Linked DNA regions of Homo sapiens: regions 1, 2, 4 and 5 are each linked to region 3. The links are chromatin contacts, found by Hi-C or POLR2A ChIA-PET in ENCODE. All regions are on one chromosome and are shown on one strand. The core of a region is the stretch at or near the end of the contact, and the rest is flanking DNA. Distances in the headings are between cores, read along the strand shown. Region 1 overlaps LPP (LIM domain containing preferred translocation partner in lipoma). Region 2 has its middle 45 kb from the start of LPP-AS2. Region 3 has its middle 3.4 kb from the start of TPRG1-AS1. Region 4 overlaps LOC107986166 (a long non-coding RNA gene). Region 5 overlaps LPP (LIM domain containing preferred translocation partner in lipoma).

Region 1 (2,700 bases), core at 130-2,629, 710 kb after region 3:
CTGATAAAATAAAAAGCATTCACAGACAAATGAAAACAGTGAGGGTAGTACAATATATTCATCATTATTTTGTTTTTTGTGAAAGCAGGGCTGGGCTGGGTGTGGTGTCTCACACCTATAATCTTAGCACTTTGGAAGGCCGAGGTGGGAGGATCACCGAGCTCAGTAGTTGGAGAGAGCCTGGGCAACATAGTGAGACCTCGTGTCTACAAAAGAAATAAATAAATAAAAGCAGGGCACACACAAATGCAACGTTATTTTGATCTTAAAAAAAAAAAAGTGTGGGGTTAGAAAAGAGGGAAGCATGCCTTCTATTTTATTAAATTTACTTTGTGGTCTTTATTGCATAGGTGACATTATCATATAAGGTACCTTCTAAGAGGAGGTGAAAAGGCAAAAGGAAGGCAAAGGTGGTGGAATGAAGTTTAGGTCAGCAAACATCTACTGAGAATTTTCTCTGCTAATGGCTCTGGGCCAGGATCTGTGAGGAATAGAATCATAAGAAAATACCATCCCTGCCCACAAACTGTTTAAAAGCAAACAAGCCTGTAATCCCAGCACTTTGGGAGGCCGAGGCAGGCAGATCACGAGGTCAGAAGTTCGAGACCAGCATGACCAACATGATGAAACCCTGTCTCTATGAAAAATACAAAAATTAGTCAGGCGTAGTGGCGGGTGCCTGTAATCCCAGCTACTTGGGAGGCTGAGGCAGGAGAATTGCTTGAACCCGGGAGGCAGAGGTTGCAGTGAGCCAAGATTGTGTCACTGCACTCCAGCCTGGGTGACAGAGCAAGACTCTGTTTCAAAAGAAAAAAAAGGCGGGGGCAGGGTGGGAAACAAGGCAGAATTATGCTAACAATTTACCCTAATACAAGCCTAGAATGATGAGTGCAAAGAAGAGGACAAAAATCACCACTAACAACGGACCAAGAATGAGACACTAGGTAGCCACCCATTAGACACGGTCCATGCCCTCAAGGAACATATGCCTAGTAAGGAGATACAAAATCATTCATCCATCATTCATTCACTCAGATTCATTGAAAATCTACCATGAACCAGATACCGATGTACATGCTGAGGCTTCAGAAATGAGCAGGACATGGCTGAGTTCACAGTTCAGGGCAGACAACAAACACATAATGCTGAGTAGACACCAGGCAGTGTGATTAAGCCAAAGGAGATGTGTTTTAAAAGCCTAGGTTACTCAGAGAGAGAGGGGTAGATTATCAGAGATGACACGGAAAAGGCACCTCTACAACAAACAATCATACTTTTGACTCTAATACAATGGAGAATGAATAAAGCGTCTAATAGAGAAGAGTGCCACACACAGTGAGAAAGTCCCTAGGGAGTATTCTGACCAAAGTCTTGGTCTTGAAGGAGAGGCATAGTCTTCTAATTGCTTTGATGAATCACAGACCAAACAGTGATTCAGCTCTGAAAGAAACCTTAGAGATGGGCATTCCAAGGTCTCATGGGGTTAGTAGCAGAAGCAGGACTGGAACCCAGAACCCAAGTTGGACCACTAGACTGGTGCCTCTCCCTAAGCCCACTCTGCCTCTTCCATGTCTGTGAATGAGCTTACCACTCCTAGCTATGCAAAACTGCATAGAACCATTTCAGCAAGAGGCTCAGGTAGCATTAAAGAAGTTCCCACCTCAACGATGTCAATTTTTTGTTACTGTTGTCTTGAGGAAGCATGTTTGCTTTTAAACGCTCCCAAATTAAAAGCCATTCTCAGCCTTCCTACAATTGTATGTGCGCTGGGCGCAGTGGCTCACTTCTATAATCCCAGAACTTTGGCAGGCCGAGGCAGGCAGATATCTTAAGGCCAGGAGTTCGAGACCAGCCTGCACAACACGGTGAAACCCCACCTCTACTAAAAATACAAAAATTAGCCGGGCGTGGTGACGGGCACCTGTAAGCTACTCAGGAGGCTGAGGCAGGAGAATCGCTTGAACCCGGGAAGTGGAGGTTGTGGTGAGCAGAGATTGTGCCTCTACTCTCCAGCCTGCGCGACAGAGCGAGACTCTGTCTCAAAAAAATAAAAATTTTAAAAATAAAATAATTAATTAAAAAAAAAGATGTGGACCTGAACTCAGATTAGTGTCAGAGTGAACTTTCTAGTTAGCCTCCTCTTTCCACAGTGAAGAAATTACACCCAGAGAGACTGAGGTTAGTCACCCTGTCCAATCACAGCACCAGTTACACAGCACCTGAACTCAGAAGGGTCTAGCACCTTTTGCTCAGTGCTGCCAGTGTGGTGGTCTATGGCCTCATTCTCATAGCCTGCAAGTGATAGACCCCAGGACAGCAAGAATCATGCCAAAAGGATAACATCAATTAGCCTGTGTATTGTAGAAACAGATCACGAGATTTTAGAACGTAAAGAAAGAGAAAAAGAAACGATTTATTTCGCAGCTTTCCGTGCAAGCTTTTCAAAGGCCCTTCCCAGATCCGGCCTTCTGAGACACCACCCCAAGCCCCCGGAGGTTTGTTCTCTACTTAAATTGCCCCAAACTATGCTGTTTTCCTATCAATACTCAACAGCAAAGATGGAAAAGAATTGCCAATTTCTTGTGAATCCTGAAGATTTCCTTTATGAGTCATGGGAAACTAAAATAACCTGAGGGGTAGGGGGAACGGTAGAAACAGTTTTAAATCGGTTCTCACTAGTTTGTTTTACAGTGTGGTATA
Region 2 (2,700 bases), core at 155-2,654, 840 kb after region 3:
CACTATCATGAAGATCTCTATTTCTATATTCCCAGGGTAGACACATTGGAATTATCTTTTATTCTCCCCTCTCTCACCCATCCCTTTACTCTGCCCCCTGCCATCTAGTTATTGCCAAATTCTCAGGATTATAAACCAGCAATGCCTCTTCTGTCCACTTCCTTCTTGCCATCCCCTCTGCCACTGACTGCTCTTCTTCCATTTTATATTTTGGTAGCTGCCCAAAGGTCCACCTTCCTTATCTCTGTTCCTCCCTCCTTCCTTCCTGTAATGCTGCTAAACAAATCTTTTTAAAATATGTAGCTAATAATTCCACTGCCCAGAAAAGTTCAGTGGCTCTGCCATGACTTCACAGCAGAGTGTGTCTCCTGCCCTTTCCTGCTTTGTTGCCCTTGTTCACGCTGTGCCCTTCAAAGGGAATCCCCTTCCCCTACTGCCACTCAATATCCAAATCATATGCAACTTTCAACATTGAGCATGAATGGTTCTTTATCCATAAAATCTTCTTTGATACCTTCCCACCACACCTAAGCTGGAAACAATTCTTCCTCTTCCTCTTAGACTCTCCAAAATCTTTTTATTTTTTTTTTTGAGAAAGAGTCTTGCTCTTTCACCCAGTCTGGAGTGCAGTGGTGCCATCTCAGCTCACTGCAACCTCCGCTTCCTAGGTTCGAGCAATTCTCCTGCCTCAGCCTCCCCAGTAGCTGAGACTACAGGTGTATGCCATCATGCCCGGCTAATTTTTGTATTTTTAGTGGAGACAGAGTTTCACCATGTTGGCCAGGCCTGTCTTGAGCTCCTGACCTCAGGTGATCCGCCCGCCTTGGCCTCCCAAAGTGCTGGGATTACAGGCATGAGCCAACACTCCCGGCCCAAAATTTTATTTTTCTACTTGTAACTGTATATTTAGTTGCCTAATTGTTTGGCTATGGTCTACTTCCATCAAGTCCTGTGTAAGTTCCATAATGACATTGACCATGTCTTTTTTGGTCACAGTTGTATGACTAGGACATAGTGTCTGTGACCAGTATAATCATGAGTTTTGTGTCCAAACAAAGCTCATAAGGGGAATTCAGAATATCTTGAAAACCTGCTAAAATGATTCCAATAGTAATGCTTTTTTACCCCCACCTCTTCAGCCTGACCCCTGATGAGGGCTACGGTATTCACTTTCTATCTTTCATTAAAGTTATTTGAATGTGGGTGCCTCTCTGCCATCTAGACTAAACTCTTAAAGGACTGGACCTTACCTAATTTATCTGTTTCTCTACCCATCCTGCCACACTACTCATGCCCCGCTAACTTTGACCACATCATGAATTCAGGAAGTAAACAATGAATGAAGTCAATGCTATGCAGGATGACATCTTGTAAATGTAAAAAATGTTGCCTTCCTTTTGGTGTTTTAGTCATGAAGTCCTTGCCTGCGCCTATGTCCTGAATGAACAAGCAACCTACAGAATGGGAGAAAATTTTTGCAATCTACCCATCTGACAGTGGGCTAATATCCAGAATCTACAAAGAACTTAAACAAATTTACAAGAAAAAAACAAACAACCTCATCAAAAAGTGGGCAAAGGATGTGACAGACACTTCTCAAAAGAAGACATTTATGCAGCCGACAGACACATGAAAAAATGCTCATCATCAGTGGTGCAGAGAAATGCAAATCAAACCACAATGAGACACCATCTCACACCAGTTAGCATGGTGATCATTAAAAAGTCAGGAAACAACAGATGCTGAGGAGGATGTGGAGAAATAGGAATGCTTTTACACTCTTGGTGGGAGTATAAACTAGTTCAACCATAGTGGAAGACAGTGTGGCAATTCCTCAAGGATCTAGAACTAGAAATACCATTTGACCCAGTGATCCCATTCCTGGGTATATACCCAAAGGATTATAAATCGTGCTACTATAAAGACACATGCACACGTATGTTCACTGTGGCACTATTCACAATAGCAAAAACTTGTAACCAAACCAAATGTCCACCAATGATAGACTAGATTAAGAAAATGTGGCACATATACACCATGGAATACTGTGCAGCCATAAAAAAGGATGAGTTCATGTCCTTTGCAGGGACATGGATGAAGATGGAAACCATCATTCTGAGCAAACTATCACAAGGACAGAAAACCAAACACCACATGTTCTCACTCATAGGTGGGAACTGAAAAATGAGAACACTGGGACACAGGGCAGGAAACACACGGGGGCCTGTCGTGGGGTAGGGGGCAGGGGGAGGGATAGCATTAAGAGAAATACCGAATGTAAATGACAAGTTAATGGGTGCAGCAAACCAACATGGCACATGTACACCTATGTAACAAACCAGCACGTTGTGCATATGTACTTTAGAACTTAAAGTATAATTAAAAGAAAGAAAGAAAGAAATGTTGCCTTCCTTTGCCTAGAGCAAGCTTGGCTTTGGAATATTTAGACAGTTCAATCCCTTACCTCTGCCAGAGAGAGTCCTTTTGATAAAGAGAATACTTGGTTATATTTTTAAAAAGTTTCAAAGCAAGGGCCAAACATTTCAAAAGGCAAGCAGATGGGCCCTGCAGGTAGCATTCACTGACTAACTAGGATGCTTTCAACTGCCTGTGCTAAAATTGGTGCTAGGGGCTAATGTCCTGCTTGTCTTGCCTCATTAGAAAGTCTTTCTCTTTCTAAGATGTGTTTCAGGGAAAAAA
Region 3 (2,700 bases), core at 133-2,632:
GCAAGAACCCCTATGCAGTCTTTCGTTTTGTTTTGTCTTGTTTTGTTTTTGAGACAGAGTTTCGCTCTTGTCACCCAGGCTGGAGTGCAAGGGCATGATCTCGGCTCACTGCAACCTCCGCCTCCCGAGTTCAAGCAACTCTCCTGCCTCAGCCTCCCAAGTAGCTGGGATTACAGGTGCCTGCCACTACGCCCAGCTCATTTTTGTATTTTTAGTAGATTCAGGGTTTCGCCATGTTGGCCAGGCTGATCTCAAACTACTGACTTCAGGTGATCCGCCAGCCTCGGCCTCCCAAAGTGCTGGGATTACAGCCGTGAGCCACTGCGCCTGGCCAGTCTTTTCAAATATTAGCTCTCTCAGCTGAACTAGGAAGTAGACAGCAGACACGTCTAGACAGAGGTCGCTGGCCAGGCCCTAAAGTGCAGATGTGCTGTGCTGTGGCCTAAAGAAAGATACCCAGAAAGTTCTTCAGACCTGCTAGAGATCGTGAGGCTGCTCAGGCTTCCTCCCTAAAGAACAAGGTCTCTGGACTTGGCTTTGTGTCTAACAAAGCAGTTACCGCATTCCCACCTCTTCCCCTGACCCAAACACACACACACCCTCCACACACACACGTCAATATGACAAGCTGTTTCCTCATGTTCTTTAGTATAGAATCACAGCATATTAGACCAATTTGCTGTTTAACCCATCTATTTAACAGATGAGAAACTGAAGCTCAGACAGAGGGGAGCTGCCATTTGCTTACAAGGTGACAGACCCCAGCTCCCATTTCTGCCCCTCCATGAAACAGTGTCTCACTGAAACACACTGTGGGTCGTGCCATGCTCCTGCTCAGTCACCTCCACTGATCTCCCATAACCCTCAAGGGAGTCCAAACACCCCAGCCTTGGCATCAGAGCCCTCCACAGAATAGCCTTATTTGGGTTTCCATCCCAGTCTCCATGTTCTTCTTCTTGATTGCTGGCGAGTGATCTCCTCAAAGGTCTCCTGCTCCCACGTAAACAGACCAGACTCATTCGCATCTCCATCTCAACATGGATTCTCCTGCCCATTCCCACGTTCTGAGAGCCTGTTCTCAGTGAACTGGGATGTCCAGAAACGAAGCAAGGTCATAAAATGGCTTCGCATACCCTCCACGTGTGCCTCTTCAGAGCGTCAAAATCACACTATGGCTTATTTTTACTTTTAATAATATTTTTGTGTGTAATTAGCAAGGACTCTGAAAGCCTCAGCCCCCTCCTGTGTGGTAGGAATGGCAAATACGCCCATTTTATAGGGGAGATGAAGGAAGTGAGACCCAGTGCTGAGAAAGGGCATATGATTCATGTTTCAGCAAGCAATGAGTCAGAGGAGGAGACGTCGACCCAGGCTTCCTGATGCTGAAGCTAGAGCTCCATTCACACGGCTGGGCGTATTGCCTCTGTTACTTCCAAATGCTTGATATCTTGTTTAAAAAGTCAACAAACACTCACCCCAACAGGCTGACTTTTGAGTAAGTTTTTTATTATGATGAAAAAGCACAAGAGACCTTATCTTTTCTGACCTCTGAACAGAACCTAGAATGTTAACTACATAGTTTATAATAAAGAAGCTTCAAGCTTTCCAAGTTGTGATCCTCTCCTAAGGCAACTGTGTAAATAGAGGCAATTCTGAAAACTTGGACTGTCAAAGAAATTGGGCAAGTCTGGCTGGGCGCAGTGGCTCATGCCTATAATCCCAGCACTTTGGGAGGTTGAGGCAGGCAGATCACCTGAGGTCAGGAGTTCGAGACCAGCCTGGCCAACATGGTGAAACCCCATCTCTACTAAAAATACAAAAATTAGCCAAGCATGGTGGTGGGCACCTGTACCAGCTACTCGGGAGGCTGAGGCAGGGGAATCACTTGAACCCAGGAGGCAGAGGTTGCAGTGAGCCGAGGTCATGCCACTGCACTCCAGCCTGGGTGACAGAGCAAGACTCTATCTCAAAAACAAAAACAAACAAACAAACAAACAAAAAAAGAAATTGGGCAAGGCCAAAAGTCCAGTTGAGGCTGGAAATGATATATCGCACCAGCTGTGTTCTGACCTTCTCTAGTGTCTGATACCTATTTCCAATATCCAGTGGCTGTTCTACTGTTTAGGGGCTGAGAAGAAGGGGTAGGATTGTGGTAAGTGATTTCTCTTGTTGGGTCAGAGCATTTTGAAATCCTGGAAAGGCTTGTCAAAAAGAAAGTGGTCATAGGTCATTCTGCAGTCCTTGAGAGAAGAGGAACAAATGGTAGCCTGCCTCCAGAAAAGGAGTGAAAAGGGTAGGGCTGAGAGCCCCAGTGACCTGGGTATAAAAGATCCTTTAAATGCCCTTTAAGGTACTTTGCCACATTTACTGAGCCCCTGCTAATGTACCATGTACTTGGATAGAGACCCTCAGTAAGGTGACTGTATAATTTATCATCCAAACCCAAAAACTTCAAGGTGAAGGAGGGACCTATTAATAACTAATTATACCAAGACAGAGTCATAAACTGAGATGGCAAATCAGGATGTATTATGATGTACCTTATGATGTACCTTAGCCATAAGGTACATTTTATATTATACCAAGACAAAGTCATAAACTGAGATGGCAAACCAGGATGTATTTATGATGTATTATGATATACCTTAGCCATCAGTATTGAGATCAACAGCAGAGTTTGTATCCACAGAGAAATCTCTA
Region 4 (2,700 bases), core at 147-2,646, 960 kb after region 3:
CCATCTTGCAGATGAAGATACTGAGGCTCAGATGAAATGGCCACCAGCTCAGGGTCACATGATATTCTAGATAGAAGAACAATGGGTCTCCTGAATTCCAGTCTAGAATTCCTTTCTCTATATTGCTGGGATTCGTGCTTAACTCTCCCAGATTTGGATTGTATGTTTGGTCACTGATACTTCCTGTCAACATAAGTGAAAGCACCTGGTTGCTTCTTGCAGGGGTAATGACCACATAACCCCTGCATCCCTGCACTTCCCCACCTTGATTCATGCTGTTCCCTCTGCTGGGAATTCTCTCTTCTCTCCTCTGAATGGTCAACTCCTCCTAATTCAATTTTAGGCCAACTGAAATCACACCTACTCTTTGATTAATTTTCTTTTGTGTGTTGCCATAGTGCTGTGCATGCTTCTGTTACAGCACATCAGTGGGCACCAAGCTGTAGCCAGGTGTCTCTCATGAAGTCACAGAAGGGAGGGAATTCAGTGACAAGCTAGAGGAAATGCTTGTTGAGATCCAGGAACAGTCTTTGTTTTTATATTTTTATCACTTACCACAGTGCCTGGAATATAGTAGATATTTTTTGACTAAAAGTTGCTCAGGGCCTGAAAATTAGGCTGCTCCTGAAAAGAAATGAGATGGCAGACAAGGAGTTATATAATAAAAATGGAAACTAGGATCTTAGGCTTCAGGTTTCAGAGTGGATGTCTTGAGGCATTGGATAACTTCCTACAGTTCTGTGAATCATGAGATGGTTATGAACTCTTTGGAGCTGAAGGGACTCTTCGATCCTTTTTGTAAGATGGGTCTACCGGCATTTCCTGTTCTGAGAGAGCATGAGGTCCCTCAACTAATGCCTTGAGAATTGAATGTTGGTTTGCCACTTACTGTTGCCTTAGCCCCGATTTTTCCTTTAACAAAGTGTCAAAAAGAACTTTAGATGGAGAAAATGAATTGAGTGAGGGAAAAAGTCCATGAGTCCCAGAACAACCTCCAGTTTGGTAATGATTTATCCTATTCTATTGTTAATTTTGCAATTAAGCAAGAGTACTTTACATGCCTGAATGACCCATGGATTGTATCTTAATCAAATTAATGTGTCTGCAACATAAGACTGATTCAGTCTTCAACTATTAGAATGACAAATGATGCAAAAACCTCAATTTTTTTTCTCTCCTTTCTCTCTCTTCTCCCCACAAAACCCTCTATCATGAAAGGTCAACTGACTGAAAGTCTGTTGCTTTGATGGCTAACATGAGATCCTATTGGTTAAAAAGTAAGAAGGCTGGCTACCGCCCCTCACTCCACTTCAAACCAACTGTATGTGTATGTGTGACTGACTATGTTTGTAAGTTTGGATTAAAAAAATTGTGGTTAATTCTTCTTGTTGTGTACTTCCTGCCACTGACATTTGTTGCTGTTGCTGTGTAGTGAGGTTGAGGCTGGGTGGGAGAATCAGATACAAATGACCTATATATTTATTCCCCAATTTTGACTACCCCTCTCAACCACTATTCTTGGAAAACCTGGAAAGTAGAAAACGATGGCCAGGAATGCCAGCTAGAAATTGCATTGCCCTGAACCAACCCCCATGACTTTGGGTCATCTTAGTTGATAAGACATTTGAAAAAATATGACTCTGCTTAATAAAATGGCATACTGTTTTTTTAGATTATAAATCACAAGTAATGATTTTTTTTAGAAACAGGCCTTTGTGGTTTGAGTTATGGTAACTGGGATTTAAACCTCCCTAGACTCTATTCAATCATCTTTTACAGTAACTTCAGTAAATAGTCTCTCACCCTTGTCCAATCCATTTCCACAATTAGTGGGATACATTTTTTAAAATGTTAATTAGATCACAACTCTTCCCTGTTTAAAACTCTTTGATGGGCCGGGCTCAGTGGCTCATGTGTATAATCCCAGCACTTTGGGAGGCCGAGGTGGGTGGATCACAAGATCAAGAGATCGAGACCATCCTGGCCAACATGGTGAAACCCCGTCTCTACTAAAAATACAAAAAAATAAAAAATAAATAAAAAATTAGCCAGGTGTGGTGGCTGGCGCCTGTAGTCCCAGCTACTTGGGAGGCTGAGGCAGAAGAATCACTTGAACCTGGGAGGCGGAGGTTGCAGTGAGCCGAGATAGCACCACTGCACTCCAGCCTGGTGACAAGAGCGAAACTCCTTCTCAAAAAAACAAAACAAACAAACAAACAAACAAAAACTCTTCCATGGCTTCTCACTGTACTTAGAATCAAGTTCAAAGTTCTTGCCATGGCTTAGAAGGTCACATAGTCTGCCCTTGCCTTTCCCCTTGACCCCCTCTTTTGTCCTTCCTCTTCTATACTGGCCACCCACTTTCCAGTCTTGGGGCCTTCAGGCTGGTCTTGATGCCTGCTTGCCTCTCGCTTTTTTTTTCTGGCTCACAGCATAAGGATCACTCCTTCAGAAAGGACGGATCGGACCCACCATGTAGGTTATGCCATCCCTTCTGTTATGTTTCTTTACACTATCGTATACTTTTTCTCTCATCACAAATCATAATTTGTGATTTTAGATATATTTCTGTGCTTATTTTTTATTTTATGACTGTTCGCTCAGTAGCCAATAAGCTTTATGCCTGCTTTGTTTGCCTTGGTATCCAGTTCTGGGTATATAGGAGGAGCTTAATGAATATTTATTGAAAGAAAGAATGGG
Region 5 (2,700 bases), core at 92-2,591, 530 kb after region 3:
GGCTGTTTTATATTTGTATACATCATAGACATCCATGCACAGGAGATTGATTTTAAGCAATTTTCACACATTATTTGGATGACCTTAACCTTCAAATCGCTCTGGATAGTAATAATTCGGGAAAATAATGATGGAAAAATTATTTCATTTAATACAAGTAATAATGGCATTAACATGAGATACAGTGTACTGCTGAGGAACAGCTACAGACTTGGATTTAGGAGACAAGGGTTCAATTCCCAGCTTTGCAATATGCTAGTTATTTCACTTTACATACATTATACTTGGCAGATTGAGGGTGATAATAACTTTTTTACAGAGTAGCTAGAAAGATAAAGTAAGCAGTAAAGCAAAGTGGACTTCAGATGAAATGGAAGCTAATAAATCCACTACAATATTTTTCAAATAGTTAAGATACTGTTCTGCCAGATAAGTTGTTTTAGTAATTGTAATAATTCATTATTACCAAATAGTGTTTATCGTACATTACCAATACTTAAGGGAAGATACTAAAATTTGGTCAAATGTGACTTCTACATTTATTAGCCTAACCTTGGGTCTCTGAATCACAGATTTTTCATTTGTCTTTAGGAACCATAATAATGTAGGAACTATAATAACGTTGCAGGATATTCTGGTGATTAAACTAGATATTATGTGAGAAAGTGCTCTAAAATTTATTCACATTTGTGCACACTCATACAAACACATTTTAAAATTACAAGTTGTAATGAACATTTCACAATAAAATCCTTCTTTCATTGCTTCCTGTTTTCTCAGGATTACCCCAACGTGTGAACAAGTAAGAGAGCAAAACAAAACAAAAAATGATTAAGTTAGCTTACAACTCCATTCTTAAGCGTGTGTGTTTGACTAGGTAAAAAAAGCTGCCTGAAATTATTTCAGGAGATTTAAAGAGAATTGCCTTTTGCTTTTTCTTTCTTGCCTTAGCATTTGTATGCACAGGCACATTTCATTCTAAAATATAACAGACAAGTGCAGAGAGATAGCAATAGTACTTCTGGCCAGTACCTCCAGGAAAGTACTTCTTGCCTGTGGTATAAGATCATATTTCTTGGTCCTTCCTCTCTGAAGCTACCTAACTTCCTGGAGCTATTTCTAGAGGTAAGTTTCAGAGCACGCTAGAACATTTAGGTCTACCCATAGTGAAGTCACTCTGTTCACATTGCAAAGCTATTCCCAGGAGCCCAGATGCATTGCCTGAGGACATCAGCAAAGAGCTGCCAAAATTACAAGGGTCAGGATGGGGGCCATTCTCTGCTTTTGCACATGCTGTTCCCTTTACTTGGCATGCCATGCTGTCCACCACCCTTTTCTGCTTGGTAAACAACTAACTCATTCTCCAACACTCAGATCAGATGTGTCCTCGTCTGTGATGCTTTCCCCAGTTCCTCCTAGAGGACATCCTTCATATTATATTACGGCACTAAATTTACATAATGCAATTTTTATGCACATGTGGTGCCTGTTATATGTCTATCTTGACTAGTAGACTTATCTATTCTGTTTGAAGACAGCGACATACAGAACAATGTAAAGAACATATAATAAGGGAGAGTGCTGGAAGAGCAAACTGCTAGAAGACTCAGGATGCCACATCCCAATGACCTATACTCCTCTGCCCCAGGTGCTGTCCTCAGCCATCAGGTCTCTCTGAATGCAGTAATTTTAAGAAAGGATGATAAAAATATCATACTGATTTTTTTTAAGTTCTTTAGGTTAATCGTTATTCTAGGGTATGATTTCTTTATATGGTATATTTGCCCAAAGGCTCAGGTGTCAGATTTATTTTTATAATGTCCATAATGAATCCATTTTTAGATAATTTACATAGGCCTACTGTGACCCAAAATTGGCTGAGATTTCAGGCATTGCTACCCAAAGCAACACAATAGCAAGAGCTCTGTAATGCAGAAGCTTGTCCATGGCTAGGGCATTCTCGAAGAATCCATTTTTTTGTTGTTGTTTGAAATTTTCTGGTTTTGGATCCCAAATAAAATGACCCAGGACAACATATGCAAACGATTGGTGTCTATAATGAAAGCACTGAGGGAAAAGAATAGCAACATGAAAGATGCTCTAGGTCTCTGAATCTGTACAATGTTCACAAGATAAAGACTCTCAAGACTTCAAAAGCTACCATCATTAACTACGGGAGGAAGAGTACACTCTCAGGACTTGGAGAAGGTTCAAAGGAGATTAAGGCACTGGTCCCTGAAGTTAATGAAATAAATGAGTGGTTCCCAAACGTTGGTTGAGCATCAATCACAATTCCCGGGAAGTTCTGTTTTATTTTTTATTTTGCTTTGTTTTAATGCAGATTCCTGGGCCCCATGGCCAGATATTTTGATTCTGTAAAATTGTGATGGGACCTAGGACTTGCTTTAATTTTTTTCTTTTGAAAAATGTTCTCCAAGTCTTTCTGATGACTGGCCAGCTTTGAAAACCACAGGTTTAAGCCATACATTTTGGCAGGGATACATATAGCAGTGATCTTTCAAAGTATCATGCAAGCAATTCAGATGGCATGTAAGATAGCACTTTGAGTAAGAGAAGAATACATTAAGATATCTATATGCATTCCTTTATTTTACTATTATTAATTTTTTTTTAAATATGGACTCATAGAAAGTTGCAAAAATAGTACAGAGTTTCCATGTACATTTTACCCAGGTTCCC

What was found. A loop is a pair of places that touch in the nucleus more often than their neighbours do. ChIA-PET counts read pairs that join two places held with the same protein, here RNA polymerase II (POLR2A). Pooled maps may share reads with other maps.
Region 1: a map of OCI-LY7 shows a loop between it and region 3 (4-fold over the local background). The contact joins two enhancer-like sites. A Hi-C loop is called at or near these places in 2 of 168 maps with a recorded cell type or tissue (OCI-LY7 and Ramos) and 3 of 50 pooled maps. POLR2A ChIA-PET finds 5 or more read pairs at or near these places in 2 of 52 experiments (H1 and OCI-LY7).
Region 2: a map of Right ventricle myocardium inferior shows a loop between it and region 3 (4-fold over the local background). The contact joins two enhancer-like sites. A Hi-C loop is called at or near these places in 1 of 168 maps with a recorded cell type or tissue (Right ventricle myocardium inferior). POLR2A ChIA-PET finds 5 or more read pairs at or near these places in 1 of 52 experiments (Panc1).
Region 4: a pooled map shows a loop between it and region 3 (3-fold over the local background). The contact joins two enhancer-like sites. A Hi-C loop is called at or near these places in 1 of 168 maps with a recorded cell type or tissue (endothelial cell of umbilical vein), 1 of 37 single-sample maps with no recorded cell type and 4 of 50 pooled maps. POLR2A ChIA-PET finds 5 or more read pairs at or near these places in 3 of 52 experiments (HepG2, WTC11 and activated B cell).
Region 5: a loop to region 3 is called in a map of gastrocnemius medialis, with 4 times the contacts of the local background. The contact joins two enhancer-like sites. A Hi-C loop is called at or near these places in 3 of 168 maps with a recorded cell type or tissue (chondrocyte, gastrocnemius medialis and naive thymus-derived CD4-positive, alpha-beta T cell) and 10 of 50 pooled maps. POLR2A ChIA-PET finds 5 or more read pairs at or near these places in 1 of 52 experiments (MCF 10A).

The regions. Positions count from the first base shown.
Region 1 is chr3:188,243,235-188,245,934 of GRCh38, reverse strand. The region is part of intron 2 of LPP (LIM domain containing preferred translocation partner in lipoma); the gene reads right to left. Among named protein-coding and RNA genes, the nearest start is that of FLJ42393, 66 kb to the right of the region's middle. Within about 2 kb of position 1,379, at least 4 of the 41 ENCODE cell types and tissues checked have a DNase peak (open chromatin) inside an H3K27ac peak, as active enhancers do.
Region 2 is chr3:188,107,840-188,110,539 of GRCh38, reverse strand. No RefSeq gene overlaps it. Among named protein-coding and RNA genes, the nearest start is that of LPP-AS2, 45 kb to the left of the region's middle. Within about 2 kb of position 1,404, at least 2 of the 41 ENCODE cell types and tissues checked have a DNase peak (open chromatin) inside an H3K27ac peak, as active enhancers do.
Region 3 is chr3:188,949,718-188,952,417 of GRCh38, reverse strand. No RefSeq gene overlaps it. Among named protein-coding and RNA genes, the nearest start is that of TPRG1-AS1, 3.4 kb to the right of the region's middle. Within about 2 kb of position 1,382, at least 27 of the 41 ENCODE cell types and tissues checked have a DNase peak (open chromatin) inside an H3K27ac peak, as active enhancers do; they include gastrocnemius medialis, where a contact is called at or near this core.
Region 4 is chr3:187,992,952-187,995,651 of GRCh38, reverse strand. It overlaps LOC107986166 (a long non-coding RNA gene), which reads left to right. Exons shown (of 5, transcript XR_001741061.2): 5 at 1-1,379. Among named protein-coding and RNA genes, the nearest start is that of LINC01991, 18 kb to the right of the region's middle. Within about 2 kb of position 1,396, at least 2 of the 41 ENCODE cell types and tissues checked have a DNase peak (open chromatin) inside an H3K27ac peak, as active enhancers do.
Region 5 is chr3:188,416,037-188,418,736 of GRCh38, reverse strand. The region is part of intron 4 of LPP (LIM domain containing preferred translocation partner in lipoma); the gene reads right to left. Among named protein-coding and RNA genes, the nearest start is that of LPP-AS1, 150 kb to the left of the region's middle. Within about 2 kb of position 1,341, at least 5 of the 41 ENCODE cell types and tissues checked have a DNase peak (open chromatin) inside an H3K27ac peak, as active enhancers do; they include gastrocnemius medialis, where a contact is called at or near this core.